2 separate regions of the Homo sapiens genome follow, and region 1 is linked to region 2. A link is a loop called in an ENCODE intact Hi-C map of the cell type or tissue named here. Cell type or tissue: stomach. All regions are shown on one strand. Each heading gives the region's core, and the rest is flanking DNA. Links, peaks and the distances in the headings are about the cores only.

What was found. Peaks named below come from ENCODE experiments on the same cell type or tissue, not always from the same donor. Only the 100,000 strongest peaks of a DNase experiment are listed, where the experiment ranks them.
Region 1: it touches region 2 in a loop (3-fold over the local background); 63 of 110 quality-filtered maps call a loop at or near these places.

The regions. Positions count from the first base shown.
Region 1 is chr4:88,461,754-88,477,890 of GRCh38, reverse strand. It overlaps HERC5 (HECT and RLD domain containing E3 ubiquitin protein ligase 5), which reads right to left. Exons shown (of 23, transcript NM_016323.4): 4 at 15,535-15,756; 5 at 14,268-14,359; 6 at 13,906-14,036; 7 at 10,687-10,832; 8 at 9,469-9,545; 9 at 8,631-8,734; 10 at 7,218-7,277; 11 at 5,389-5,482; 12 at 1,861-2,050. It overlaps LOC102723458 (a long non-coding RNA gene), which reads left to right and starts at 10,185. Exons shown (of 5, transcript XR_938976.3): 1 at 10,185-10,260. In stomach, for the core only: no CTCF peak of the experiment used is centred there; no DNase peak of the experiment used is centred there.
Region 2 is chr4:88,362,249-88,378,385 of GRCh38, reverse strand. No RefSeq gene overlaps it. Among named protein-coding and RNA genes, the nearest start is that of HERC6, 8.5 kb to the left of the region's middle. In stomach, for the core only: a CTCF peak has its summit at 8,981 (motif pointing left); a DNase peak (open chromatin) is centred at 8,965.

The DNA of each region.
Region 1 (16,137 bases), core at 5,507-13,506, 98 kb before region 2:
AAAACATATTTCAGCATTTTAAAAAACAAAAACCATTTTAAAGTAGCTTTTCATCACTTATCATGTTATCCAGATTTAATAAAACATAAAGAATGGATTTCCTTGAGCTGAATATGCTATGTATGTCAAAAATCCCATTAAACTCTATTCATGCCCCTAGAACTTACTTGCGGTGTACTGGAAATACAGGGATAGGAAACGGTCAGACTATCTGGATGTGGGACAGTCTACAAGACAACTGACCAGAATTCATCCTTCCTTCCTCCTTCATTCCTTCCTTCCCTCCCTCCCTCCCTCCTCCTTCCCTTCCCATCCCCTCCCCTCCCTTCCCCTTCCCCTCCCCCACTTCCCCTTCCCCTCCCCCTCCCCCTTCCTTTCCGTTCCCTTCCCTTCACCTTCTCCTTCCCCTCCCCCTTCCTTTCCGTTCCCTTCCCTTCACCTTCCCCTCCCCGTCCCTTTCCCTTCCCTTCACCTTCCCCTTCCCCTCCCCTTTCCTTTCAGTTCCCTTCCCTTCACCTTCCCTTTCCCTTCCCCTCCCCTTCTCTTTCTCTCCCCCCTCCCCCTCCCTTCCCCTTCCCTCCCCTCCCCCTCCCCTCCCCCTTCCCCTTCCCTTCCCCTTCCCTCCCCTCCCCCTTCCTCCTCTCCCCTCCCCTCCCTTCCTTCCTTTCTTTTGATTGATTGTATTTTTAGTAGAGATGGGGTTTCACTATCTATCTATCTATCTATTGACTGATTATATTTTTAGTAGAGATGAAGTTTCACCATGTTGGCCAGGCTGGCCTCAAACTCCTGGCCTCAAATGAGATTCTTAAAAAAAAAAAAAAAAGCTATAAATACTTTTTACTTTTTTTGGGAAAAGAAGAGAAATTTGAATGACCTAGATATTGGATAATATTATAAAATTATGATTAATTTTCTTAGATATGATAATGATGCCAGGGTAATACAGGATTCCATGTTCTTTTTTTTTTGGGACGGAGTCTCACTCTGTCGCCCAGGCTGGAGTGCAATGGCGTGATCTTGGCTCAATGCAACCTCTGCCTCTCAGGTCAAGCGATTCTCCTGCCTCAGCCTCCCGAGTAGCTGGGATTACAGGCATGCACCACCAAGTCCAGTTAATTTTTGTATTTTTAGTAGAGTCAGGGTTTTGTCATGTTGGCCAGGCTAGTCTTGAACTCCTGACCTCAGGTGATCTGCCTGCCTCAGCCTCCCAAAGTGCTGAGATTACAGGCATGAGCCACCGTGCCCGGCCAGATTCCATGTTCTTAGATGAATGGTGAAATATTATGAGTGAAATCTCATGTCTTCAACTTATTTTCAAATAGTTCAGTAAAAATAAAATGTAATCTGTACATAAACAGAAAGCACAAATGACAACATACTTATTATTGCTGACTCTAATACCATAATTACAAAAGCACAATTGTAATAAACTTTTCAGTGAATAAATACAATTACTATTACAAGTTTAGAACTTAGCATCCTCATCACTTGAGCCCAGGGGTTTAAGATTACAGTGAGCTATGACTGTACCACTGCACTCCAGCAAGGTGTACCATTTATTGCATATGGTATACCATACTATTCTTTCAACTTCTCTGTGAAATTTTTCATAGTGAAAAGTTGGAAACTAAGGAAATCATGACAAAGCCATGTGTGTATCCAAGGAATCTAAAAAAGTATTAGAATAATCTATTTTAGATGACCATGGTAATTGTTATAGTACCTTTAGAGTATGCTAACAATACGAACTAAAAAAAAATGAATACATTTCTAAGTATCTTAGTTTTGCCATAACTTTACTAGACATGTCTTTCCACTGAGAAGACAGGTAAAGTATCTTCAAATGATCAAACTTACCCAGAACCAGTGAAGACTGGTCACTCATTTTACAAACAACCTTTGCAAATGGAACCACAAGGCTCTCCCAGTTGTTGGAAATATGCATCATAGGACATTCTGGGAGAAGGAAGAAAATTTCTAAAGCTTCTTGGGGTGGAGAATGAAATGGAAGTCTTTTGAGCAGATTATCTTTGAGGCAGGTGGTTATCTGTGGTCAGAAAGGAACAGGGAAAAGGGATTCAAAACTCAGTAGAAGCAGGGTGCAACTGATGGTAATAAAACAAGGTGTAGAGGCTGGAATGTCATTCTACTACTAAATGAGAATAATCATTGAGTTTTCTAAAACCCCTGTTTACATCCCTTCTCACCTAGCCTCCAAAATATTGGAGGTATTTGGGATATACAATTAGTATTCTCTCCATTCAATTATCAGGGTGCATGAAGGAGATCAAGCACACCTAACCAGTACTTTGGGAGGCCGAGGCAGGCAGATCACAAGGTCAGGAGATCGTGACCATCTTGACCAACATGGTGAAACCCTGTCTCTACTTAAAATATGAAAATTAGCTGGGCGTGACGGTGCGTGCCTGTAGTCCCAGCTCCTTGGGAGGCTGAGGCAGGAGAATCGCTTGAACCTGGGAGGCAGAGGTTGCAGTGAGCCGAGATTGTGTCACTGCACTCCAGGCACAGAGCAAGACTCCATCTCAAAAAAAAAAAAAAAAAAGAAAGAAAGAAAAAGAAAAAAACATGTGCAAGAATTACACTCAATGAACAATAGATTCAGAACTAATAAACAGCCTTCTCAGTCATAAGTACCATATTCTACCCTCTGGTTTACACTATCACACCGTGGGTTTCTTTTTTCAAGAGTAAAAATGCATCAGAACTCCAAAAAGCAGAAAAACAAAACAAAGCAAAAAAAAAAAAAAAAGACAAAATCCGAAAATTTCAAGAACAAAATTTAACATAATTCTCATTATCTTCCATAAGAGCAACTGTCTCTACCACAGACTCTAGTTTCTAGCCCCTCCAATTTCCTTATAGTTTCCCCAATTCAGAATGCAACTGTTTAGGAAAAAATGGAATGGAATTCTGAATTTTTGTTATGTGTGCTTAGATCACAGTAATCATTTGTTTAAAATCCCACTATGAAGATAAGCTAGTATTTATGGAATACTTATTACTTGTCAATTATTGTGCTAAGTGATGTACATATATTAATTAGGTCATTTAACCCTTATTATAGTTTCTCCCTAACACAGATGTTATTAATCCCATTTTACTGATGAGAAATCTGTGATTCAGAGAAATTAAGTAACTTGCTCAAGGTCACACAGCTAAGTGGGAATTTCTCTGGATCTTTCTGACTCCAAAGCCCAAATTCTTAATCATTATATTATGAGATAGTGGCTAAGTGATATCTGTAAATGTACGAATTGTTATAATTACCTATTTTTATATTAAAACATTATATTGGACTCCTACGATGAGATTCGGTCTTTGGAGTTACGTATACCTGACAACTCTATTTCAACATCTTATTAGTACACACGCATTCTACCTCCTTGCTCATCATCAGACACAACCTCAAGCCTCCTCACCTATTCCAAACCCTTAGAATTACTGTGATACCCTCGAGCCAGTCCTATTGTCTGACACACTGTGCTTTGGCATACGCTTTTCTAGCTGCCTCGAATATCCTTCCACGTGAGCACCTGGTAAGATCTTAATTCCTCTGGGCAACTTGTTTTGAGTAAAAAGAGCTAACCATTCACTGCCCTAATAATGACTCAATTCATCCAAAAATATTGCACACAGGCTACATTCTAAGCCAGGCACTAGCGAAGACAGTGAAGTGTAAAACACACCAGGTCTTTGCACTGATGTATGCATGTATGTATCTGTCTCCCTTACTACACCATGAGCTTCTAAAGCACAGGGAGTATGTCTCTTTTATTCTTCATCGAGTCATCATTACAGTGCCCAGCACACAGCAAGTATTCAAATGTTTGCTGAATAAATGAACACATGCCAAAGGTCTGAGAGTCCGTATCGCAGAACCTCAAGATAGAAAGAAACATTACAGGTCTTCTAATCCAATCATCTTATTCTGAAACAATGGAGGTCAAGGATGCCCTATGATTATTTCATTTACATACCATATGTTCTTTTTGTGGCACAATCAAGGTATAATTAGTAAACAGAAGGAGCCCTTAATGATGAACTGATCCAATCCCTTCCCTTCACAGACGCACAAAAGGGCTTCTATTTTTGGTAATCTTTCCATGGTTGTATTTAGTAGCAATGACTCAGAATCTTACAGAAAGAAAGTTAAACTGGCCCCCACAGGAGGATTTTAGAAAACAAAAGAAAATGAGCTCTAACAAATGTTGATGAAATAGTCCACTGAGTAGTTTCTGGGTTGTTGATACAGGCAGCACTAAGTGTTGTAGGGTCCCAATAAAGGTACATAATTAGGGAACCATTTCACCTCGGACCCCCAGTGGGGCTGTGGTTCTGCCAAAGTTAAGAGAACTGAACTTTCCATCTTTCCTTGAAAGAAAGGAGCGAATGAGAAAACTTGCAGCTGAAATAGAAAATGCTAGTTGTGGCAAACAGAGCAAGTGCGGGAGCTGAAAGGAGGAAGGGTGAGAGATCAAAGATTGAGAGGGAAAGAGAAGAGGGATATGAACACAGAGAGAGATTAAAAAATGGGGTGAGGCTAGAGGGAGGAAGGAGGGGAGGAGGGAAGGAGAGAGAAAGAAAGAAGGAACTACAGTGCGACCCAGAGAGAAAAAAATGGAGAGTAGAACAGAAAGTAGTATCCCCATATCAACCAGTAAAATAAAATAGGGAAATAATAAAAACTACATTAAGAAAAACTAAATTAATAAACGAAGCATGCAGTAAGCCGAGATCGCACCACTGGACTCCAGCCTGGGCAACAAAGCGAGACTCCGTTTCCAAAAAAATAAAAATAAAAATAAAGGAAGCATGTTTGGAGCACCTGCAAAAAGAAAACCTAAAGATAGCAGTAACAGTGCTGAAACAGGAAACAATCATCCCATAAGGAACAAGAACATTCTAGAATCTACAGAAAAGTAGAATGGAAAAAAAAAAAAAAAAAGAATCCAGGCAGTCCCTGGTGAGAGGGATATTCATATCAGAAAAAATGTTCTCATTTCTACATTTATGCTTTGCATATAAAATGTTCTTATTCTAGTGTACCAATCTCAACAAATCCTTAATCATCTTCCTAAAGCCCTGAGTTGAAAAACTTCCCTCTACGAATGTGTATGCATATATGTGTATGTGTGTTTGTGTACAGACACACTATTTAGAATATCTGTAACCTGTGTGACTACTATGCCAACTATTTCACCCTAAAAGGGCAAACTCCTAAATGTTATCTGAGTTTAACTTAATCTGAATATGCTACAAGGTCTCGGAGAATCCCTTAACACAAAACATTTCTTCTGAAATTTTGAGTTCTTTTAAGAAATATTCTGGTGTATTTTCTTTCTCCACATAACAATCTGAAGATACCATGTTAGTAATCCAGTCCTTTTGGGTTAACTCCTTGAAGATGTTTCTTGCTTTATTTAAGTCCAAATAAACAGGCATCATTTCTGTAGTTCTTCTGTAGAAGAAAGATAAATTAAGTATTTTGTTAGATTATCTCCCTAGATGCAAAGTTTCTTCTAGAGCTTGCCCCATTTCAACAAAATTACCTTTTTTCTCAAGTGTGTAACTATAATAAATTGTCTAAATCCAAATGCAATGTAGTAAACATGATTTTTTCTAAAATACCAAAAAATATCAAGGCTGCTTTAACTGTATATACCATAAGACTTTAACTCAGATGCTGTCTTATCTGTAATAGATTAAAAAAATTAATATTTCCCAGTTTAAAAAAAATAGCCACAGAGGGAGGCTGAGACAGGATAATCGCTTGAGCTTGAGAGATCAAGGCTGCAGTGAGTTGTGAACATGCCACTGTACTCCAGCCTGGGTGACAGAGCAAGATCCTGCCTCAGAAAAAGAAAGAAAGAAAAAAAGAAAAGAAAGAAGGAAGGGAAGGAGGGAGGGAGGGAGGGAGGAAAGAAGGGAGGGAAGAAGGGCGGGCCATAGAAAAAAGATAAAGGTTTTTCGAAGGAAGGAAGGAAGGAAGAAAGGACTGACCACAGGAAGGAAGGAAGGAAGACAGAAAAAAGATAAACATTTTTCCCATTTCTAAAAAATACATCCATTTCTTCCCGTTAAATGGACTGAAAAGTGGGAACCAAAAGAGAGGGCTTCTGACCAATAATTTCTTAGTACTTCAATATAAAGTTATTAATGAAATGTTTAAGTATCTTCTCATGGAAGACCTTCTAATGGAAGGTCATGCAGCCATTAAATTATGTTACCGGCTGGGTGCGGTAGCTCACACCTATAATCCCAACACCAGGAGGCTGAGGTGGGAGGACTGCTTGAGGCCAGGAGTTCAAGACCAGCCTGGGCAACATAGCAAAGCTGCTGTCTTTACAAAAGCTAAAAAATTAGCAGGAGGTGGTGGCACGTGCCTGTAGTCCCAGCTACGTGGAAGGCTAAGGTGGGAGTTTTGCTTGAGCCCAAGAGTTTGATGATGCTTGAGCCCAAGAACCAAGATGCTGTAACTCCAGCCTGGGTGATGGAGTGAGACCTTGTCTCAAAAAAAAAAAAATTACCAAAAAAGATAGAATAAAATGTAAAATGGGCAAATATTAGGTAGAAAACAATGTATAAACAATATGATCCAGCTGGGCATGGTGGCTTACACCTGAAATCCCAGCACTTGGGGAGGCCAAGGCTGGTAGATTGCCTGAGCTCAGGAGTTCGAGACCAGCCTGGCCAACATGGTAAAACTCTGGCTCTACAAAAAAATACAAAAATTAGCTGGGTGTAGTGCCATGTGTCTGAAGCCCCAGCTACTCAGGCTGAGGTGGGAGGACTGCTTGAGCCTAGGAGGCAGAGGTTACAATGAGCCAAGATCACAGAACTGCATTAAAGCATGGGCAACGACAGGGCAAGACCCTGTCTCAAAAAAAAAAAGAAAAAAACAAAGAACCAGTATGATCTCATTTTTTTTAAAAGAATACATTTGCATGAAAAAATATAATCATATACGTAAGTGCTAGCTATTACTCTTAAGTGATGGATTATGGAAGATTTTCACTTTCTTTTTATTGTGTGTATTTTTGACATTTTCTACAGCAAACATATATTTACTTTTGTTAAAAAAAATTTTTAAAAAGGGATGAACACACAGCTATTTTACTCTCCAATCATTTTTTTATCCTCTTTCACGGTACTCTTAATACAATTTAATACAATTAATTTATTACATATATTACCTTTTCCTTAAAAAACTTCCAGTTAGACAAGCAGGAGATGAAAATATCTCTTGGATTTCCCTATATTAGTAATAAGACACTGGTTAAACCAAATCACATGGTATACATACATACAGCCTCTTTCTTTACAGCATGAGACATGATAAATACCACATCTTATAACTATCCTTCCAACCTCTCCATTTGTCTCCTATCTGTATGCATATTACCTTGGCTTGGCTTCTAAAAGTCCATTCTGTTTGGTAAATCTCAAAATTTCAGTGGCAAACATGGGAAATAAAAAAGTTTATACATACTCAGAGAAGCCTCAAATAAAGAGGAAAGGCTTGATTTATGGTCAGAACTTTCTTGAACAAACAAAATACTCCCACCCCACCAACTATGCAAGTCCTATTTATTTCTATTCCACTGAAGTAGAAATAAATTACCAGAAATTAAATGGGGGAAGGAGTATGCTCAGTTTCATCTTAGAAGTAGTTGTACAGTTCTTAATTATTTATGCTCTGCAAATTATGATGCAACTATTTTGTGCAACTACTTTGTACAATCATTTTCCAGAATTAGAAAGCCATACCTAAAAATATTTCTAAAAGATGATGTTTGTAAGAATAGGTAGGAGTTCTGTAAACCTATAGGAGTTCTATGGTTTAGAGAAGAATGGTACAAATTGTTCAGCTAAGAATAACAGGTACACAAACTAATGGTTCCAGGATCAAATGGGACTGGGAAACACTATAGACTCTATTTTCTGGCCAGAGAGTCACAATATACATAAACAGAGGCCTGGAGAAGCCCTACAGTAAAGAAAGCTGTCCTCATGGCGCTTACATGCTAGTTGTGATGGGTTAGTTTTATATGTCAACTTGGCTAGGCCATGGTACCAAGATATTTGGTCAAATATTATTCTGGATGTTTCTATGAAAGTATTTTTTTAGATGAGATTAACATTTAAAATGGTAAACTGAGTAAAGCACTTGAACAAGTGAATAAAAAGAAAGGACCTTCCATAATGTGAGTGAGCCTCATCCAGTTGAAGGCCTTAAGAGAAAAGGCTGAGGTCACCCAAAGAAGAGGAAATTCTGCTTTTAGATTGCCTTCAGACTTGAGCTGCAACATCAACTCCTCCCCAAGTCTCCAGCCTGCTGGCCTGCCCTACAGATTTTGGACTTGCCAGCCCCTACAATCTCATAAGCCAATTCCTTAAAATAATCTCTCTCTCTCCCCTCCATAGATACATAGATGGACAGACAGACATGATAGAGATAAAGATAGAGACAGAAATACACACATATCCTATGAGTTTGTTTCTCTGGAAAACCCTGACTACAAAATCTCATATTGCTGTGCAGAACCAGTTTGGGAAATGATACTTGAGAGTGATATATAAGCAGAGAGTCAGACTGTGGGGTGTACCTTTTTGTGCTCTGCCACCGTTTAGTCTCCACATCAGCAATCCATCTCTTTACAGTCCCTTCATTCAGAGTAGGAATTGTCCTCTTCAGATTAACATATGAATTCTGTAAACAAACAGGAAAGTAAAATACAATAATTTAGACACATCAGAGATAGGCACCCAACTTTTAGGTACACTCTAGAGAGTAAAACTGACTTTTAAATATGTGTAATACAGCCCTGGGACAATCACAAAGTGATACTCAACAAATAAGTAATCAATCATTTGCCTGGTTGCCACTTTCTTGTCCAAGGGGGCTTAGACTGAAAGTAAATTTCTTTGAGGACTCAACACTCAGCACTTTATACAAATACAATCAAATTAAACTGAACATCAGACAGCCTTGAAGGGAAGGGAAGATCCTGAAAGAGCTGTGTGCAGAAGTGTGAGGAACTCGATTTCACTTGGTGAAGTAGGGCAGGGAAGTTATGGACTTTTTATTTGCAAGCCCATGAACCTTGGTGTCTTTCTTAGTACTGGCCTGCAAAGTCATTTTTAGAATCTGTCACTCTGTTGTTTGCAAGGATACTGACCAAACATCATTGGCAAGTAGCCCCCAAAAGGTAAGTATAGCCTATGGAAATCACACTGATTAGACATTCACCAGAGAAAAATCTGCTGATTTTTGTGGGAAAATACTGATGTAGTTTAGACAATAAAGGATCAGTAATGTCCAGCTATCCCCCAAAAAGTCAGCCTGGTAAACTGATGATTTTGGAATTCACCAAACTGGGATACTAGAACCCTTAGTTTTGCTTAAAATACCAGGTTATAGAACACCTGGAGATCTATTTTTACCTCTTTCTTTATCCAGAGCAAAATGCTTTGATTCCCTCCAGCAATCATTATTAACTCCTTTTCTGAGGTATGGCTTTCTGAAAGGATGCACAAAGAGTAAGAGTTTTAGAAAGTCATTTGGCACAAACATGCATGTTCAATTTAAATAACTTCAGATTCTTCTTAAACGTAGTCATCTTTTCTTCTTAATAGACAAAACTTAGTACATTTTCTGCCAATTAAGCAGCTGAAATACATATCCTTTGGAGTAAAGTCTAGTTGGCAAACATAGGTAATTCACAAGGTGGACATGTGACATCAGTTTAATATACATAATACAAATATTTATATATAAAATGCAAATATTTGATTAGCTAAATGTTATCAGTTTAATTCAACTCCCATTACTAAAAACCATGTTTTCAAGATTTAAGCAATGACTGCTGGCTATAAAGAATATAAGTACTTTAAGCCCATGTAACTGTTATAAGGAATCAAAGATAATACATGCTGCTTAAGGAAATAACTCTGTTCGTTTTCCTACAAGAAATGAGTAGATTTTGTTACTTGAGGTCACCACTAAGCTTTCAGAAACAAGTAACAGAAATGCTCCAAGGTGCTTCTACAATGGAGTGTTTCAGAGCTCAGACTCTGAGGTCATAAAGGGCACGGGTTCAACTCCAGACAAACCACTTACTGGCCATGATTAAGTGGCTAACCCTTTTCTCTCCAAGTCTCTTTATCCTCCAGTAAAAGAGGAGTGACAGAATACACCTCCCAGGAACTGTTACAAGGATTGGTGAGATAACACAAGTAAGTGCTGAGCACAGTTCAGTGCCAGGTATACGTTGATTGCTCATTATTCTGAGGGTTTTATATGACTGTGGATCAACTTAACCAGGGCAACCAGCCAATTACAAGAATTAGTAAACAACTAATTACAAGAATTAGTAAGTCTCTTGCAAACTGGAATGAGAGCTGCATATGCCTCTGAATCCATTGTCTATTTTATCATTTAAATTCACATTAATCCTAATCTGAAGGAGTAATATAGAATAATTATTTTGCCTCAGTAAATTAGACTGACTCTTGAATTGTTTACCAGTAAAAAATGAAACCAGTATTTAGAGAAACTCCCTTCATAGTCATATGTTGCTTTCTTTGCCACATTACCTAGTTAGAAAAATCATTTTCTCTAAAAAGATACTATGCCAAACCCTATGTTCCTATAGAATTTACCAAGTTTGAGTTCTTCACTTGATGATACTTTCACTGGAAGCGGCATCAGCTGGTCACGTGTTCCACCATTTCCCAGTTGTCCATCTTTTCCAGAACCAAAGGAAAAGACCTTTCCCAAATCAGAAACATAGGCAAGTGTGTGCCACCTATTAAATAAAAGCACATATGGTCAATTCTTAATTATCCACAATGATGAGAGTGTTTAGCAATACAGTAAATTGCCAAAACTATGTTACCCAGTGAGAGTGAAACTAAACATCTCTTAGAGGATGAAAATCATCTGGAAACCAAGAAATCAACATGTACCTGAAAAGACTTTGGAACCCAAAGGCCACTCAAGACCATGATGTCATACTTTGGCAAATGGTGTTCCCTTTGTTGAAACAAGCACCTCCCCTTGCCCTCTGCTCATTTTTCAACATCAGTTTGAGTCACCACCTCTTGGAAACCATCTCTGAGTCCCTTCACTTTCCATCCTGGAAGACTCAGTTGAGTTCCCACTTAATTTCTCAAAGACCTTTACCACACTGATTTTCCTATTGATTTGCTGGTTTGTATATTCCACTATACTGTTGTGTAGCAAGGAATCTGCCTTGCCCAGAGAGGTCTGGCTGGTGCCCTGTTCCTAGGAGGTAACCTCTAAACCCACAGAATTCCCCAAGTGATAGAGGAGAGTCTTTATTATTCATGGCAGGATCCTGGGAGAGCTCTCCTGGCCTGTGATGTAAATCAGACCTACAGGAGGGCAGTGCTGGAGATTAAGTTTAACTATCCGGGCAATGATTTAACCAATCATGCCTCAGCAATAAAACCCCTCAATTTAGGTGGGGTGTGGTGGCTCATGCCTGTAATCCCAGCACTTTGGGAGGCCAAGGCAGTAGGATACTTTGAACCCAGAAGTTTAAGACCAGCCTGGCCAATATAAGGAGACCCTATCTCTACAACAAATTTAAAAATTAGCTGGGCATGGTGGACCTGTGGTCCCAGCTACTCAGGAGGCTGAGGCAGGAGGATTGCTTGAGCCTGGGAGGTCAAGGCTGCAGTAAGCCATGATAGCACCACTGCAGTCCAGCCTGGGTGACAGAGTGAGACCTTGTCTCAAAAAAAAAAAAAAACCACCAAACCAAAAACAACTCTTGACTTGGTCTTGACTTGGGTGAACTCCTCTGACTAGATGGCAGATTATGTACATCCTGTACCCTGTCTCCAAAATAAAAAAACCAGAAAAAACAAAAACAACTCTCAACTTGGGTGAATTTCTCTGATTGGCTGGCAAATTCTGTATGTCCTGTCACATTATCAGGCCAGAAGAGATAACACCATCCACCTGCTCCAAGGGGAGGTGACAGCCACAAGCTCAGCATTTGCAGCCCTCCTATACCCTGCCCTTATGTGTCTTCCTTTGACTGGTACTAGTTTGTATCCTTTTCTTGTAATAAATGTGACTATGAGCATAATAGCTTTTAGTAAGTTCGTGAGTCTTTCCAGTGAATTGTCCTGTTAGTAGGGGTATTGCCCTGATGTGCATTAAGACAGATCTCCAACTTGCCTCCTTCTCTTGTAATACATGCTACTCAAAAGGACTGTATGTAATGAAGAATCCAAAGAGGTGATAAGACTGCTTTGGTTAAGAGATACCGAATGAGGTATAAATATTGAAGAGAACGCTTCTTTGGTGAAGAGACTCATATTCCGATAATTTGGTCTACCTTAATAATATTACCCATTTATGTAATTCTACTCCAAGATCATAAGAAAATATGCCTACAGACTGAAAGTATTCATGCTAGTTTTTTATAAGAATGGTTTCAGTAAACTAACAAATGAACCCAGCATTCAAATACAGTCTGAATTTTGCTCTACGTTTAGTGAGGGAAAAACTGCCCAAAAGAATAAGTGTATATGGGGGAAAATATTTTTTAATCCTACCAACTTCCAACATCCCTCTGGCAAGACGTGGACTGATATATCTGATAATCAAAAAAATTAAATAGTGGCGTGGTGGCTCACCCCTGTAATCCCAACACTCTGAGGGGTCAAGGCGAGCAGATCACCTGAGGTCAGGAGTTCAAGACCAGCCTGGCCAACACGGTGAAACCCCGACTCTACTAAAAATACAAAAATTAGCCGGTTGTGGCCAGGTGCAGTGGCTCATGCCTGTAATCCCAGCACTTTGGGAGGCCGAGGCAGGTGGATCACAAGGTCAGGACATCGAGACCATCCTGGCTAACACAGTGAAACCCCGTCTTTACTAAAAATACAAAAAATTAGCCAGGCGTGGTGGCGGGCGCCTGTAGTCCCAGCTACTCCGGAGGCTGAGGCAGAAGAATGGTGTGAACCCAGGAGGCGGAGCTTGCAGTGAGCCGAGATTGCGCCACCGCACTCCAGCCTTTGCAGCAGAGCGAGACTCCGTCTCAAAAAAAAATAATAAATAAATAAAATTTAAAAATTAGCCAGTTGTGGCAGTGCACGCCTGTAATCCTAGCTATTCCAGAGGCTGAGGTGGGAGAATAACCTGAGCCTGGGAGGCGGAGGTTGCAGTGAGCTGAGATTGCGTCACTGCACTCCAGCCTGGGCAACAAAGCAATACTCTGCCTCAAAAAAAAAAACCAAAAACCAAAAAACAAACAAACAAACAAACAAGAAAACCAAAAAACCTTTAAATAAACTAAGGAGTCTGAGCAAGACATTTTACCTTTCTTTTCTAAAAAGGAGCTGTGAAAATTAAACTTCTTAGGAATATTTCACTCAAACCATCACTGACTATGTCTTATACTTTACTGTGATCAGGGCAGGCTACAATGAAAGAACTCTGGTAATTAAAAAGTATGTTGGCCACAAGGCATTGTCAGAGAGGGTGATTACATTTAATGAATAATCCTTTGTGATTTACATTTTATTTTTCCCAAATAAACAATTAATGACTTGTTTTTTTAAGACAAAAGTGCACCTGAATAGTTACAAAGGTATTTCACTAAGGAGACAGCAGAAAGTGAATTGTATCTGCTCATTTAAAAAAAAAAAAAAAAAAAAAAATCAAAGAAAACAACCATGTATAGTAAAAGGGGTATTACATTTATCTAAATAATATAAATTAAGCATTTTCACTGATTTGAAAATGTTTGATACATCTCAAAGAAACTGAAAGAAATTTTATTAAATTACTATCTAGTTTGCTGCACTCATTTTATCAATTCTTATTGATACTTTACAACTTACCTTCCACATGCTATCTGAGTCACTCTATACCCAACAAGCTCAGCCACCAAACAGGGTCTTAGCTCATTCTGTGTTGAATTATGACCAAGTTGCCCATGTTTTCCAGCACCGAAAGTAAACAGCAGCCCATCCTAAGGAAAGGGAATGTCATATCAGATGCTAGAAAAATAAAATAAAAAAGTAGTATTCACTGATGCAAAGTGAATCACTAATAAATAGCACTGTCAAAGTAAAGCTCCTAAATATCAGAAGGACAGTCCTACATACAGGAAGTGATGACCTTTCTTCTCTGGGAAACACTAACTTCCCATACAAACTGTTCTTCTAAAAATACAGCCAAAAAGAGACAAGGGTACACCCACCTGTGTGAGTAGGGCACTGTGAGAGCCACCACAAGCGACAAATTCAACTTTCTGATTGTCTAGTCCTTCAATAAGGGATGGATCATCTTTACCTATGTAAGGAAAAAAATAGCTGAAGTGACCAAAAGGAAATGCTGAGTTTCACAGTGGAGTTACCTGGACTGCTGCTTCTCAACCCAGCGACAACAGTTCTCATGATATTCTGACAAGAAAGGCTCTATGTTGCCATGTTTAGGATCAAGTTCTACGCCTCAGGGTGAAGGTGGGACCAGTGGCCAAAAGGATCACACTTAGGGGCACCCACCTGTGAAAGGGTCAAACCACTTCCCAAAGCCTGTTCTCAGTTATGACTTGATTCACTTTAATTGCAGCACATTAGATATTTCCAACAGCCATCTAGAATTACTTTTAATGAACATAGCAATTCCTTTCTTTCAAATTATCTACTAGTGTCATCACCTGACACTACCTCTTCTTTTCTTCATGATTATTTTCATGTCAAAAGCACTCAGAGATTCAGCCAAAGTAGTTTAATGGCCGCTTTATTCTCTTCTCTCCTTTGAATATTTTTCTAACACTGACTTATGGGCTATTCTGTGTAATGACCATTGCACTGTGTCAGGGAGAAATGAGTAACCAGTGATCCAGGGTAATGCATACAGTACCACAGCTGGGTAAAGCAGCAGAATTTCTTACACCTGAAAACTCTTAATGAGTTGTTTGGGATCATGAGAAATTTCACCATCAGCTTTGTTCAATAATGGAAATTACATGTTTCTTCATGTGTGTTTACAGACATAATTGATACCTTATAGAATAAGATCAGGATATGTGAGTTCTTAAATATAATTTTAGTATTCTTTTGTAATAATACACTAACAGACTTTAAGTGCAAAGGCTTTAAAGGTCATCTCATCCAAACTTGTCACTTGACAGAAAAAGAAAATGAGGTCTAGAGAAAAGTTTAGTGACTGGGCAAGGCTTGCAGTTAGTAAACTGCAAAGTGGGAATCAGAATCCAGGTTCTCATCCCTAATTCAATGCCCTTTCCCGTCTCACACACAGCCCTGAAACATGTCTCAATTACAGTAACAACTTCCACACTATGTATGCCTCTTGGACTGATTCTGCCCTGAAGACAGAGAGGTAATCAGGAAGAGCAGTGAAAATGAAAGTGAAGATTTGAACCATTTTTGACAGGGAGGTCCATTAAATTCATCTAACAAGTATATCTGTTGGTAATAGGAATCTGAGAATGTGTTCCATACTCTCAGTGTGGCCCAGGCCTAGTTGTCCACATTCATTTTTTCCCCATGAATAAATGTTGCCAGACATGGATAAGGCCATGCTGTGGGCTTCTCCGGCAGAAATCTGAGCCAAGGGTACTCCTGCGAGGTGCTCCACAATCTGTGGTGTGGTGGTTGAGGGAAATTTCCTTCCAACTCCAAGCTGCCCATGCAGGTTCTGTCCCCAGGCAAAAAGCTCACCACCTTGACATAAACAAAGCAAATGCTGTTTTATTCCATTTAAAATGCAGCAGACATTACCCTAAAGCATTATGCATGCTCTACCTAGTATAATATCACAATATTGTACCTTTGCACTGATGGTACTCTCAGTTACCCTATGTCTGCCACAGAAAAACACAGAATCTTCTCTTTAGCAGTGACAGTTACACTTCCTTATCCCTCACTTCAAAAGTGAAGCTATTTGAACATATTAAATAATATCTTCAACATAATAAATTTGATTATAAATCAAATTCAAGAAATATTTACTTTAAAACACTCAGAGGACGGGCCCATGAAAAACAGAAGCAATCTACCTCTATGAAAAACCCCAGCGCTACTGTTTTCTCTCATGTGCCTAAT
Region 2 (16,137 bases), core at 4,379-12,378:
ACTGCAACCTCCACCTCACGGGTTCAAGCTGATTCTCTTGCCTCGGCCTCCCGAGTAGGTGGGATTACAGGCATGCGCCACGACGCCCGACTTAATTTTTGTATTTTTAGTAAAGATGGGGTTTCACCATGTTGGCCAGGCTGGTCTCGAACTCCTGACCTCAAGTGATCCACCCCTCAGCTTTCCAAAGTGCAGGGATTACAGGCGTGAGCCTCTGGGCCCCGCCTGAAAATACAATTAGTGAAAGACAAGATCCTCTTGATGCGTTTACATTCTCCTGAGGGAAAGAGAACATAAACAGATAAACACATAGTGTAATATCAAGGGGCAACGAAAAATACAACAGGAACCAGAGGGTGGAGGCGGAAGGCACTGGTATTTGAGATGATATTAGGGAAGATCTCTCTGATGAAGTGATATTTGTGCAGAGAGCTGAGGGGACATGGGAAATGAGGGAATGAGTCGTGATCACACCTGAGGGCAGAGGATGAAAAGAAGCAGTTGGAAGGTTTTGAATAGAGAAGAGCCATGATCTGACTTCAGTTTTTAAAGATTCATCTGGCTGCTGTGTGAAAAATAATAGGACAAAAATGGAAGCAGAAAGCCAGTTAGCAGAGACTACTTCAGAGTTCAGGTCAGGTGATATCCTAGAAGGGAAGAGAGGAGAAGTTATTAGATTCAAGACATGTTTTGAAAGTAAGAGTCCACAGATTTGATGATGGATTAGAAATTGGGGGGAAAGAAGAAAAGGGATTAGGGATTACTCCAGGGTTGGCTTTAGGGGTTACTCCAAGGTAAACTCTACTGGACTGGGAAACCCTGAGGAAGGTGCAGGTTTAAGCTATGTGTGTCTGGAATACAGATTGGTAATGATAACTGTAAGATGCTTGTTAATCAAGAAGGCAATAGGATAAACTGTTTTGGAGTTGTAGAGAGAAGCTTGGGTGTAGTCAGAAAATTGGGAGCCATCAGTGTAGAGGTGATGCTTAAAGCCAGATGGCTGAATGAGAACACCCAGGGGGTGAATGTGGTGACAGTATAGCAGAGGCTAGAGGACTGATCATAGGAGGAAAACCAGGAGGAGGAGTTATAGACAGAGCAAGTAACGAATAAAGGAAGGATCAACTCTGTCAATTTCTTGTGGAGCAAGGTAAGGATTGAGCACTGATTTTTATTTATTTATTTGTTTGTTTGTTTGAGATAGAGTTTCCGCTCTTGATGCCCAGGCTGGAGTGCAATGGCGTGATCTCAACTCACAGCAACCTCCGCCTCCCAGGTTCAAGCAATCCTCCCGCCTTAGCCTCCCAAGTAGCGGGACTACAGGCACGTGCCACTACGCCCAGCTAACTTTTGTATTTTTTGAAGAGATGGGGTTTCATCATGTTGCCCAGGCTGGTCTTGAACTCCTGACCTCAGATGATCTGCCTACCTCAGCCTTCCAAAGTGCTGTGATTATAGGCCACCATGTCCCGCTGAGCACTGGTTTTTAGATTTGGTAACTTTGATAATGTTAGCCATCATCAGCATTATTGATTTTTTTTTAAAAGAAACTATTACAGAACCTATTTATGTAATTTCAATTCACCACTCTTCATGACCATGTTTCAAGTTCTTTAAAGAGAAGAACAAATGTTCTTTATTTTTCTACCTCAAGAGTACCTGGAACTTGGTAGATGCTAATAAGGGTATGTCGGACAATTGGATTGATGAGTAGTGAGTCAGTGGATAGTATTAGTATTTCTGGTTCTGTTTTGCTGTATACCAAATATAACCTTTTTCTGAATAGTAATTTCTTAATGTTTATTTCTTTTCTCAAGCACAAAATGTAGGAGTTTGGTATTATTACCATAAGATACTGAGCCCTCAAATTAAGTTATTTCTTTAAAAAAAAATTTTTTTTTGAGACAGAGTCTCGCTTTGCCACCCAGGCTGGAGTGTAGTGGCACGATCTCAGCTCACTGCAACCTCCACCTCCCCGATTCAAGCGATTCTCCTGCCTCAGCCTCCTGAACAGCTCAGATTACAGGCGGGCACTATCACACCTGGCTAATTTTTGTATTTTTCGTAGAGATAGGGTTTCACCATGTTGGCCAGGCTGATCTCGAACTTCTAACCTCAAGTGATCCGCCTGCCTCAGCCTCCCAAAGTGCTGGGATTACAGGCGTGAGCCACCACTCTTGGCCTAAAAAATCTTTTATTGATACATAATAGATGCACATGTTTTGGGGGTACATATGATAATTTGACACATTATCAAATTGGGATATCTATCGCCTTAAATAATTTATCTTGGGCTAGGCACAGTGGCTCATGCCTATAATCCTAGCACTTTAGGAGGCCGAGATGGGAGGATCGCTTGAGCTCAGGAGTTGGAGACCAGCCTGGGCAACATGGTGAAACCCCATCTTTACAAAAAATAGCTGGGTGCAGTGGCACATACCTGTAGTCCCAGCTACGTGGGAGGCTGAGGTGGGAGGATTGCTTGAGCCCGGAGCCTGGGAGGTGGAAGGTGCAGTGAGCCCAGATCGTGCCACTGCACTCCAGCCTGGGCGACAGAGCCAGACCCTATCTCAAAAAAAAAAAAAAAAAAAAAAGGAACATTCAAATTATTATTGGCTAGTGGTTTTGAAATGTACCTATAGTCATTCTACTGAGCTATTGAACCAGGTCTTATTTCTTCTATCCAACTGTATATTTGTACCCATTAATCAACCTCTCTTCATTTTCCTCACCCCTACCCCTACTCTTCCTGGACTCTGGTTACCAACAATGTACTCCTTATCTTCATGAGATTCACTTTTTTTTTTTTTACTCTCTGACATATGAGTGAAAACACGTGATAATTGTCTTTCTGTGCTTGGCTTATTTCATTAACATAATGACCATTCCACCCATGTTGCTGCAGAAATGACAGAATTCCATTCTTTTTTTATGGCTGAACAATATTTCATTATGTATATGTACCACATTTTCTTTATCCATTCATCTATTGATGGGCACTTAGCCTGATTCCAAATTTGGGCTATTGTGAATAGTACTGCAGTAAATGTGGGAGTGCAGATGTCTCTTTGATATATTGATTTCCTTTCTTTTGTATATACACAGAGTAGTGAAATTGCTGAATCATATGGTATTTCTATTTTTAGTTTTTTGAGGAACCTCCATACTGTTCTCCATAGTGGCTGTACTAATTTACATTCCCACCAACAATGTATGAAATGTACATCAACAGTGTACGTTTCTTTACATCCTCACCTGCATTCCTTATTCCCTATCTTTTGGTAAAAGCCATTCTAGCTGTGGTGAGATGATATCTCATGGTTTTGATTTGCATTTCTATGAAGATTAGTGATGTTGAGCATTTTTTCTTATACTTGTTGGCCATTTGTATGTCTGCTTTTGAGAAATGTCCATTCAGATCATTTGCCCTTTTAAAATCAGATTTTTTTTTTTGCTGTTCAGTTATCTGAGCTTCTTATAATAATATGGTTATTAATCCCTTGTCAGACAGATAGTTTACAAATATTTTTCTCCCATTCTGTGGGTTGTCTCTTCACTTTGTTGAGTTTCCTTTGCTGTGGAGAAGCTTTTTCGCTTAATGTAATCTCACTGGTCTATTTTTGCTTTTGTTTCCTGTGTTTTTGAGATCTTCCACAAAATTTTTTGCCCAGAGCAATGTCCCAAAGCATTTCCCCAATGTTTTCTTCTAGTAGTTTCACATCTTATATTGTCTTTAATTAACTTTGATTTGATTTTTGTATATGGGTCTAGTTTCTTTCTTTCTTTTTTTTTTTTTCTGAGATGGAGTTTTGTTCTTGTCTCCCAGGCTGGAGTGCACTGGCACAATCTCTGCTCACTGCAACCTCCACCTCCCAGGTTCAAGCAATTCTCCTGCCTCAGCCTCCTGAGTAGCTGGGATTACAGGCCTCTGCCATCACGCCCGTCTAATTTTTATATTTTTAGTAGAGACAGGGTTTCGCCATGTTGGCTAGGCTGGTCTCGAACTCCTGATCTCAGGTGAACCATTCGCCTCGGCCTCCCAAAGTGCTGGGATTACAGGTGTGAGCCACCACGCCCGGCCAGGGGTCTAGTTTCATTCTTCTGCATGCAGAAGTTTTCCCAGCACCATTTATTGAAGAGACTGTCCTTTCTCCATTATATATTTTTGGCTTCTTTGTCAAAAATGAGTTGGCTCTAAGTGTGTGGATTTATGTCTGAATTCTATATTCTGTTCCATTGATCTGTGTATCTGTTTTTATACTAATATGCTGATTTGGTTACTAGCTTTGTAGTACATTTTGAAGACAGGTAGGGTGATGCCTACAGCTTTGTTCTTATGCTTATTGCTTTGGCTGTTAATGGTCTTCTATTTAAAAAAAATAATAATAACTTTTATTTCCCTGAAAAAAGTCATTGGAATTTTGATGGGAATTGCATTAAATCTATAGATTGCTTTGGATAATATAGACATTTTAACAATATTGAATCTTCGAATCCATGAGCATTAAACATCTTTCTACTTTTTGTCTTTTCTTCCTTCCTTTCCTCTCTCTCTTTCTCTGTCTCTTCCTCTCTTTCTTTCTTCTGAGTCTCACTCTGCCACCAAGGCTGGAGTGCAGTGGCACCATCTCGGCTTACCACAACCTCCACCTCCTGGGTTCAGGAGATTCTCATGCCTCAGCCTGCCGAGTAGCTGAGATTACATGCGTGTGCCATCACGCCTGGCTAACTTTTGTATTTTTACTACAGACAGGGTTTCACCATGATGGTTAGGTTGGTCTCAAACTCCTGGCCTCAAGTGATCCACCTGCCTCAGCCTCCTAAAGTGCTGGGATTATAGGTTTGAACCACCATGCCCAGCCCCTCTTCAATTTCTTTAATCAGTGTTTTATAGTTTTCTTTGTATAGATCATTTTGGTTAAATTGATTTTTAATTATTTTATATTCTTTTAGCTATTGTAAATGGAATTGCTTTCTTGAATTCTTTTTTATATTGTTTGCTGTTGGTTTATATAAATGCTACTGGTTTTGTATGTTGATTTTGTATCATGTCACTTTAATGAATTTGTTTATCAGTTGTTTTTGGTGGAGTCTTTGGGTTTCCTAAATATAATATCATGTCATCTGTGAAAAAGACGAATTTAACTTCTTTCTTTCCAATTTGGATGCTCTTTATTTCTTTCTTTTGCCTAATTGCTTTGGCCAGAACTTTCAGTATTATGTTGAATAAAAATGGTGAAAGTGGGCCGGGCGCGGTGGCTCACACCTGTAATCCCAGCAATTTGGGAGCCTGAGGTGGGTGGATCACCTGAGGTCAGGAGTTTGAGACCAGCCTGGCCAACATGGTGAAACCCTGTCTCTCCTAAAAATACAAAAATTAGCCTGGTGTGGTGGTGCATGCCTGTAATCTCAACTACTCGGGAGGCTGAGGAAGGAGAATCCCTTGAACCTGTGAAGCAGAGGTTGCATTGAGCTGAAATCATGCCACTGCACTCCATCCTGGGTGAAAGAGTAAGACCTTGACTCAAACAAACAAAAAACAAAAAAGGTGAAAATGGGCACCCTTGTCTTATTTCAGATCTTAGAGGAAAGGTTTTCCAGTTTTTCAGTTCAGTATGATATTGGCTGTGGGTTTGTCATATATGGCTTTTATTATTTTGAAATACGTTCCTTCTATACCCAGTTTTTTGATTTTTTATCATAAAGGAATGTTGAATTTTACCAAATGCTTTCTCAGCATCTATTGAAATGATCATGTGGTTTTTTTGTTCTTGCTTCTGTTAATGTGATATATCACATTTATTGATTTTTGTATGTTGAACCATCTTTGCTTCCCTGGGATGAATCCTACTTGATCACTCTCTTTAATGATCACTCTCTTTAATGAGTGAATAATCTCTTTAATGTGTTGTTGAATTTGGTTTGCTTGTATTTTGCTGAGGATTTTCGTATCTATGTTTATCAGGCATATTGGCCTGTAGTTTTTGTTGTTGTGTCCTTGTCTGGTTTTGGTATCAGGGTAATGCTGGCCTAGTAAAATGAGTTTGAAAGTATTCTCTCCTTTTTCATTTTTTTTTTTTTTAACAGAGTTTGAGTAGGATTGGTATTAGTTCTTCTTTAAGTGTTTGGTAGAATTTAGTAGTGAAGCTGTCAGGTCCTCGGCTGTTTGATGGGAGATTTTTTTAATTATGGCTTTGATCTTGTTACTTGTTACTGGTTTGTTGAAGTTTTCTATTTCTTTGTGGTTCAGTCTTGGTAGATTGCATTTGTCCAGGAACTTATTCATTTCTTCTAGGTTTTCCAATTTGTTGGCATGTAGTTTTTCATAATAGTCTCTAATGATTCTTTGTATTTCTGTGGTCTTAGCTGTTATGTTTCCTTTTTCATTTCTGATTTTATTTATTTGGGTCCTCTCCCTTTTTTTCTTAGTCTAGCTAAAGTTTTGTCAATTTTATCTTTTCGAGAAAACTTTTTGTTTTGTTGATCTTCTGTAATTTTTTTAGTCTCAATTTCGTTTATTTCTGCTCTGATTTTATTTCTGCTCTGATATTTATTGTTTCTTTTCTGCTACTAATGTTGGGTTTGGTTTGTTCTTGTTTTTCTGGTCTCTTGGGGTACATTTTTTAGCTTGTTTATTTGATGTCTTTTTAGTTTTTTGGTATAAACCTCTCTCTTAGTACTGCTTTTGCCATATCACATAGATTTTGGTATGTTGTATTTCCATTTTCGTTTGTTTTAAGAAATTTTTTAATTTCCTTCTTAATTTCTTCATTGACCCATTGGTCATACAGGAGCATGTTGTTTGTGTTGCCATGTGTTTGTGTAGTTTCTGAGGTTCTTGTTATTGATTTCTAGTTTTATTCCACTATGATCACAAAAGACACAATATAATTTTTACTTTTTAAAATTTGTTGAGTCTTGTTTTGTGGCCTAAGATATGGCTGACCTTGGAGAATGTTTCATATGCTCAGACTGTAAGAGTTTGATATTATCAATATAAGACACTGAAACCTCATATTGTTATTTCTTAAAAGAAAATCTACTGAATAACTAAAATGTAAGCGCATTGTACTCATTTTGTATTCCCAGCACCTAGCACAGTGTCTGCCAAATTTAAAAAAAAAAACTGAATAAATGTTAGTGAGATAAGTGAATAAAATGTATATTAAAGAAATTGAGCACATCTTTTTTTTTAAGAAAGATAATTTTCACTTAATCTGTGTTCATGCACTTGGAAACAGAAGGTCCGATATTTTGAGTACTTACCATGTGTTGATGATTTTATATAAAATATCTAATTCTTTCATCACCTTTCCTTAGTTAAGATTCTCCAGCCTGGCCAATATGGCAAAACCCCGTCTCTACTAAAATACAAAAATTAACCAGGTGCGTTGGAGGGCGCCTGTAATCCCAGCTACTCGACTTGCGAGGCTGAGGTATGAGAATCACTTGAACCTGGGAGGCGGAGGTTGCAGTCAGCTGAGATGGCGTCATTGCTCTACAACCTGGGTGACAGAGTGAGACTCTGTCTCAAAAAAAAAAAAAAAAGATTCTTTCGGTTGCACGTGACAGAAAATATAGCCCAAGCTCACTTAAGCAAAAGGGAAATTTACTTGTAGATTGCATTATTATTTTTCAAAAAACTTTGCTGCCCCTCTCCACCCTGTGACATCAATCTTGACCATGTGATTTGTTCTGGCCAATTATATGCAAGTGGGAAGCAAGCAACTTCAGGCAGATAGTTTAGAGCGAGCACTTCTTTTCCTACTTTTCTTTTCCTCCGTTACAACAGGTGATTTTCTAGAGAGAGACTGCTCTATTTTACTGAGTCCCAGATTAAAAACAACAATAAAGCAGCGCTGCAGGTAGCCCATGTAGCATCAGCAAGAGATAATTTTTGTTGTTGTAAGCACGTGAGCATTTAGGAGGTATTTATGATTACAGCGCAACTGTTTATTATTAAAGTCAAGTAACTGAAAAATCCACCAGAATGGCTGATTACAGGCACTACTGAAAACAAGGACTTAACCAATGTCCTTAATGACTCCATTTCTCTGTCTCTTCACTCCGCCTCTTGCTATGAGGGCTTCATCTTCAGGCTCCATGCAGTCTATCTTGCAATTCCAGGAGCTCCTCTGAGATTGCAAGAGGGTTACAGCAGCTCTAAACTTTATATATATCCAGCTCTCAGCTTCACAGCCTGTGTACAGAAAAAATCTGCTCAAAACAAAAGTCTTCACCCGATTTGGGTCATATGTCTACCCCTGAGGCAATCACTGTGGAAGCCAATGGGGTAGTCAGTCTACCTTGTGGATCAGGATGGAATCTCATCCATGCACTTTCTGAGCGGAGTAAGCAGATCCCAGATGAAAGGCATGTTGCTGGAAGAAAGCTGAGACAGATGCTAAGGAGTTAAGCAACACGACTTTCTATATCAATCATGCAAAATAAGTATTATTATTATTATTCTCATTTTTGAGGGTAAGGAATTAAGGCTCAGAGAGTTTAGGTAACTTGCTTGAAGTTACACGATGTGTATAAATGGCAGGGTTTGTTTTTTTTTTTTAGATGGAGTCTCACTCTATCACTCACCCAGGCTGGAGTGCAGTGGTGTGATCTCAGCTCACTGCAACTTCTGCCTCCCAGGTTCAAGCGATTCTTCTGCCTCAGCCTCCCAAGTAGCTGGAATTACAGGCAGGTGCCACGACGCCCAGCTAATTTTCGTATTTTTAGTAGAGACAGGGTTTCACCATGTTGGCCAGGCTGGTCTTGAACTCCTGACCTCAAGTGATCCACCTGCCTCAGCCTCCCAAAGTGTTGGGATTACAAGTGTTAGCCACTGCACTGGCCTAAATGGTAGGATATTAACACTGATCCATTTGACTAGAAAGCCTGTTTAATTTTTACTAAAGTCTTAGAACACTCTTTATTCCCTGATCTTTCCTTTCATGCCCCCTAGTGGCACTTCCTTAAAACCATTCCAGCTAAAAACCTCCAATTCATCTTACATTTTCTTGCCACTGCAAAACTCTCAGGCCAGGGGCGGTGGCTCACACCAGTAATCCCAAAAATTTGGGAAGTCAAAGGGGAGGATAGCTGGAGCCCAGGAGTTCAAGACCAGCTTGGGCAACAAGGCAAGACCCTGTCTATACAAAAAATCGAAAAGTTAGCCTGGCGTGGTGGCACACACCTATGGTCTCAGCTACACGGGAGGCTGAAGCAGGAAGATCACTTGAGCCCAGGAGGTCAAGGCTGTAGTGAGCTGTGTTCACTCTGCTTTACTCTAGCCTGGGTGACAGAGCAAGACCCTGCTTCAAAAAACAAAAAAGGAAAACCCTCCCCTAATGGATTAATTGCTGATTGGCTGATATCATCAATATCCCATTTTCTATCTACTTCTTTCTGTCTCCATCACTCCTACCAGAGTTGAGGTCTTTGGCAACAACATCTCAAATGTCTCTATATCTAACAACTGGCATCACAAATAGATCCTTCTTATTCTCCTGAGTGTTGCCTGTGGAAAACACAGGTCTGATCACACCACTTATTTTTCTTAATGGTTGTAGGCCTTTTGCCTACAGAAAAACAAAGAAAACAAAATCCTTTGCATATAATTAAAGGCCTTCTATTATCCACTTGTAACCAACCTTTCTATATTTATCTCACTGATAGTTATAGTTATATATATCCCCCCCACCCCACCACACATACACAGGGACTACTGTCAAAATGAACTACTTGCCTTTTCGTGCTTGCTTTTTCCTAAATCGATGCCTCTATTCATTCTGTGGTTTCTCTGTGGAATTTCCTTTTCCTCATTTCTTTTTATGAAAAAACATGTCTTAAATGTCTCATCTCTGTGAAGCCTTTTTTTTCTTTCTTTCTTTTTTTTTTTTTCTTTCTGAGACAGGGTCTTACTGTGTTCCCCAGGCTGGAGTGCAGTGGTGCAATCATGGTCACTGCAGCCTCGATCTCCTGGGTGCAGGTGATCCTCCCATCCCAAGCCTCCCAAGTAGCTGGGACTACAGGTCTGTGTCACCATGCCCGACCAATTTTTAAATTTTTTGTAGAGACAGGGTCTCACTATGTTGCCCAGGCTGGTCTAGAGCTCTTGGCCTCAAGTAATTGTCCAGCCTCAGCCTCCCAAAGTGCTGGGATTACAGGTGTGAGCCATCACACCCACCCTTGTGGGAGCCTTTCTTAGATTCCACCACGTGAATTGCTCCTTTTTCTAGGCTCTATAACAAATAATGTCTTTTGTACACATTCTGATATGGTTTGGCTGTGTCGCCACCCACATCTCAAATTGTAGCTCCCATAATTCCCACGTGTTATGGAAGGGACCGGGTGGGAGGTAATTGAATCATTGGAGTGGGTCTTTCCTGTGTTGTTCTCATGATAGTGAATAAGTCTCATAAGATCTGATGGTTTTATAAAGGGGAGTTTCCCTGCACATTCTCTCTCTCTTCCCTGCTGCCATTTATGTAAGACATGACTTTGCTCCTCCTTTGCCGTCCACCATGATTGTGAGGCTTCCCCAGCCATGTGGAACTGTGAGTCCATTAAACCTTTCCTTTATAAATTACCCAGTCTTGGGTATGTCTTTATTAGCAGCATGAGAACAGACTAATGCACATCCCTCCTGCCAATTTAATACTAGTTTCATATTATATTGCCATATTATTCTATCTTCAGTCAATAGTTAAAAAAAAAAATCTTGGCCAGATGCAGTGGCTCATGCCTGTAATCCTAACACTTCAGGAGGCTGAAGTAGGTGGATCACTTGGGGCCAGGACATCAAGGCCAGCCTGACCAATATGGTGAAACCTCGTGTCCACTAAAAATACACAAATTACCTGGGCATAATGGTGCACACCTGTAATCCCAGCTACTCGGGAGGCTGAGGCAGGAGAATTGCTTGAACCTAGGAGGCAGAGGTTGCATTGAGTCGAGATGGTGCCACTGCACACCAGCCTGGGCAACAGAGTGAAACTCTGTCTCAAATAATAATAATAAAGTTTAAAAAATAAAAAATATAAAAAATCTTTACTGAATATCCACTATAGGTATAACAAGGAGCAAACAAAATATAATAATTACTATTCATTAGCATTTACTTTAGACTTTACAAAATCTTTCCAGCTATTTCCCTCGTGTGTCCTCATAACCACAGAGTAGTAGCATGAGAGGGCTTACAGAGCTGAGAGTAATTTGTCCTGAGCTTGCAGATGAGTAAGTAGAATAGTGTCCCTTTATCAAAGAATACTCACATGAAAAAACAGAAAATCAATAGAAATTCACTGTCATCATACCTCTAAAATCAAACTTTGAAAATTATTTATACCTAATATTTTATTCCAGTAGCCTATTTTTCTTTTTTTACTAATTTTCCCCTAACAGTGATTTACGGAAGGGAAGAGAATGAGAAAAGGAAAATAAAATGAAATGCCCCAACTGCCTACCACATCTGTCTCTTTCACAATACATCGTCCAATTTGAGCAACCTCCCTATAAGGTACATATTATCCATGTATTATCTACCCAGGTACAGATATGAACAACTTAAGCCTCAGAAAACTCAAGTGATTTGCTCAAGATAACTAGTAAGGAAGTAGGGGATCCCAGAATCAAACCCTCTTTCCACTAAACAGCCCTGACTCAATGTGAGGTGAGGAGGACATTAGAAAGGGGATGAGAGAGTGTGAGCTTCTGAAAGGTCATCATGGAGTGAGTGGGGTTGAGGAGACACAGATAGACCAGTGAGGAAGTAGAAAAAGCAGTCTGGGGGAAATCCTCCAGAGGCAAGTAGAAGAACATCTAAGAGGAGGCAGGAGCGCTGCAAGTCTCCATTGTTCTTTTGCCTTTCTCTTCTTAGACTGTCTTCTCTTTAACTCCATTGTTCTGAGTTCAAAGCCCACACTCCGTGCTTTCAGCCCTTAAGACAAATAAAAAAATAGAACACACTCCCTAATATGCTTAGTTTTTTATTATACTCCAGCTGCCATCTCAGTCACCTCCAGGTGGCTCCCTGGAATATTATCTAGTGTTTTTCTGTTGTTGTTGTTGTTTTTGTTTTTTTTTTTTGCAAATGGACAAGACAATTAGGATGGCCCAGCACAAGTCAGCTGGGGGAAAGAAAACATTTGCTAAAACCCGACATTGTCCTTATAGACAAGAAATGGTAGTTTTCAATTTGAACACTAGATAGAAGTATTAGTCACCTTAATCTCTTATCATGCCTCCTCTTTCGCGGTTGATATATGTCAATGGTTGACATCTCTTTTCAGTGGTAGTCTTATAATTATCCACATGAATTTTTATGGCTTTCTACCCCAAATTTGTTGCATAATTTTAATATTTACTTTTAAAAAATAAGAAATGTTATACTCATGTTATTACTATTACTATTTCTACTACAACATTGTCATTATCAGAATACTGCACTTATCAGCAATCTCAGAAATCCAGAAAATAGTCCTGACCTGGGAAGATAAAGGAAAAGGGCCTCTGAATCCTAGAAATGATTGTCATTCATACCAGCGGCTTCACGACACATTGCCCAACAACAAACTGAAGACTGCCTGAGATGTGTTTAAAACATTGTTGGCCAGGCGTGGTGGCTCACACCTGTAATCCCAGCACTTTGGGAGGCTGATGTGGGCGGATCATGAGGTCAGGAGATCGAGACCATCCTGGCTAACACGGTGAAACCCTGTCTCTACAAAAAATACAAAAAATTAGCCGGGCGTGGTGGTGGGTGCCTGTAGTCCCAGCTACTTGGGAGGCTGAGGCAGGACAATGGTGTGAACCTGGAGGCGGAGCTTTCAGTGAGCCGAGATCACGCCACTGCACTCCAGCCTGGGGGACAGAATGAGACTCCATCTCGAAAAAAAAAAAAAATCGTTTAACTTGGCCGGGCGCAGTGGCTCATGCCTGTAATCCCAGGGTTTTGGGAGGCCGAGGAGGGTGGATCACCTGAGGTCAGGAGTTCAAGACCAGCCTGGCCGACATGGTGAAACCCTGTCTCTACTAAAAATATAAAAATTAGCTGGGTGTGGTGGTGGGTGCCTGTAATCCCAGCTACTTGGGAGGCTGAGGCAGGAGAACCACTTGAACCCCCGGGAGGTGGAGATTGCAGTGAGCCGAGATTGCATCACTGCACTCCAGCCTAGACAACAAGACCAAAACTCCATCTCAAAAAAAAAATGTTTAACTTAATTTCTTAACCTAGGTGAACTAGTGGAGACTTCCATGCAAGTTTAGATTAATTTTACCTGCACATAATAAAGCTGTAAAAAATAATGGTTTAACAAATACAAGCTTATTTCTCTCACAGGTAAAAAATTCAGAGGTAAGCATGTTGCAAGAAGTCAGGGACCCCGAATGGAGGGACCCGCTGGAGCCACAGCAGAAGAAACATAAATTGTGAAAATTTCATGGACATTTATCACTTCCCTAATAATACTCTTATAATTTCTTATGCCTGTCTTACTTTAATCTCTTAATCCTGTTATCTTCATAAGCTGAGGATGTACATCACCTCAGGACCCTGTGATGATTGCGTTAACTGAACAAATTGATTGTAAAACATGCGTGTTTGAACAACATGAAATCAGTGCACCTTGAAAATGAACAGAATAACAGTGATTTTAGGGAAAAAGGGAAGACAACCATAAGGTCTGACTTGGGGTTGGGCAAAAAGAGCCATATTTTTCTTGTTGCAGAGAGCCTATAAATGGACGTGCAAGTAGGAGAGATATCGCTAAATTCTTTTCCTAGTAAGGAATATAATATTAAGACCCTAGGAAAAGAATTGCATTCCTGGGGGGAGGTCTATAAACGGCCACTCTGGCAGTGTCTGTCTTATGCGGTTGAGATAAGGACTGAAATACACCCTGGTCTCCTGCAGTACCCTCAGGCTTATTAGGGTGGGGAAAAAATCCCACTGTGGTAAATTTGAGGTCAGATTGGTTCTCTGTTCTTGAACCCTGTTTTCTGTTGTTTAAGATGTTTATCAAGACAATACGTGCACAGCTGAACATAGACCCTTATCAGGAGTTTTTGACTTTGCCCTTTGCCTTGTGATCTTGCTTTGTCCTTTGCCTTGTGATCTTTATTCGCCTCAAAAGCATGTGATCTTTGTTCTGCCTTTTGCCCTCTGAAGCATGTAATCTTTGTGACCTACTCCCTGTTCATACACCCCCTCCCCTTTTGAAATCCTTAATAAAACTTGCTGGTTTTGGGGCTCAGGTGGGCATCATAGACCTACCAATATGTGATGTCACCCTGGTAGCCCAGCTGTAAAATTCCTCTCTTTGTACTCTTTCTCTTTATTTCTCAGATCAGCCAATACTTAGGGAAAACAGAAAGAACCTACATTGAAATATTGGGGGCAGGTTACCCCAATATAAGCAGCCAAGGGCTGGGGTGGCAATGCTTTGGTTTTTTAGGGACTCAGTCACCTTCTGTGTTTCTGCTTCATTTGAGGACCTAACTTTCATCCTGCAGGTCACCTCACTTTCTAAGATTCCAGATGGAGTTCTAGCTATCACAACTCTATTCCAAAGCTACTAAAAGGAGGAAAGAGACTGTTATCCCAGAAATCCCATAAAACACTTCTGTGCACATCCAATTAACCAAAACTTATTCATGTGGCTATAGCAGCTGCAGAAGTTGCCGAAAATGTAGTTTTTAGCTCAGCACATTAAACTCCAAACAAAATTGGATTTCTGTTATCAAGGAAGGAGAGGCCAGGTGCAGTGACTCGCCTGTAATCCCAGCACTTTGGGAGGCTGAGGCAGGAGGATTGCTTGAGCCCAGGAGTTCAAGACCAGCTTGGGCAATAGAATGGGACCCCGTTTCTATTTAAAAAAAAAGAAAGGAAGGAGAGACGAGATATTAGGTGGCAATGAGCAGTCACTCCACAACCTACCAACAAGGAATTGGAGGTATTTGCTCCAGACACAAGTGGTAGGCAGGGTCCACTTCATGAGTGTGAAGAAAACTGAACTATTCACCTCAAAATATGCTTCTTTGACATATTCTGTGACTAGGGTGCCTGCAGACAGAGTGACCCTGCAAAGCTGTCTTTTGTGGGAGAGATTTGTATCTGTAGAGAAGATAAAGTGAACGAAACAATGGAAGCAAACAAGCTTTCTTTGAAGCCCTCCCTTGTCCAGATTTAGGAAAGGTTAGTGGAGACTCTAACATCTATTTATCAAAATTTACCATCTATTCTCTTTGAGGGCTGCTACCTGTGAGATTTCATCTATATAACCAGACCACCTTTGCTAGGCAAACCTCCTCTTCTCTTCCTCCCATGACCTGTCTTGCCACCACCACCAGATTTACTGCCATAACTTGTGTGGACATGCTCCAAACCCTTACCCTTTTTATGTATATATAATTTTTATTTTATTTTATTTTTTTGAGATGGAGTCTCACTCTGTTGCCCAGGCTAAAGTGCAGTGGCACGATCTCAGCTCGCTGCAACATCCCCCTCCCAGGTGCAAGCAATTTTCCTGCCTCAGCCTCCCAAGTAGCTGTAACTATAAGCACGCACCACCACACCCAGCTAATTTTTGTATTTTTAATAGAGACGGGGTTTCACCATGTTGGCCAGACTGGTCTTGAACTACTGGCTTCAAGTGATCTGCCCGTAGTTGGTTACTGGGATTACAGGCTGAGACACTGTACCCAGCCGAGGTCACACTTCTGTTAAACCAGAACTTGTTTCCAACACAGAAAAAAGGCAATGGCATTCCAAAAACACAAAGGAAAGAAGTGACCCTTATTATTGTCTTACTCCTATTACTTCTCAGGATTAGCCAGCCTCTTATGTTGAAAGTGATGACATAGAAAGAAAAGGGAAGACAGGGCAACCCATAATTTTTTTCCCTTTCAATCTTCCCTTATCATTAAGCCAAAAGTAAGAGTGTTAGTGGAATATGTGGGGCATTAAGAAGTGAAATAAAACAGATAAGTAAGTTTTGTGCAGTGTTTCAGTGGAAAGAAAGACGGGTAAGAATGAAATACAGATGCGTATAACGGCTAAAAAAATAAAAGTTGGACAATTTTGGTGATTTTGCGTACTAATTAAATGCTCTTATATTTGCATTTAAAACTGGTATGGGGAGG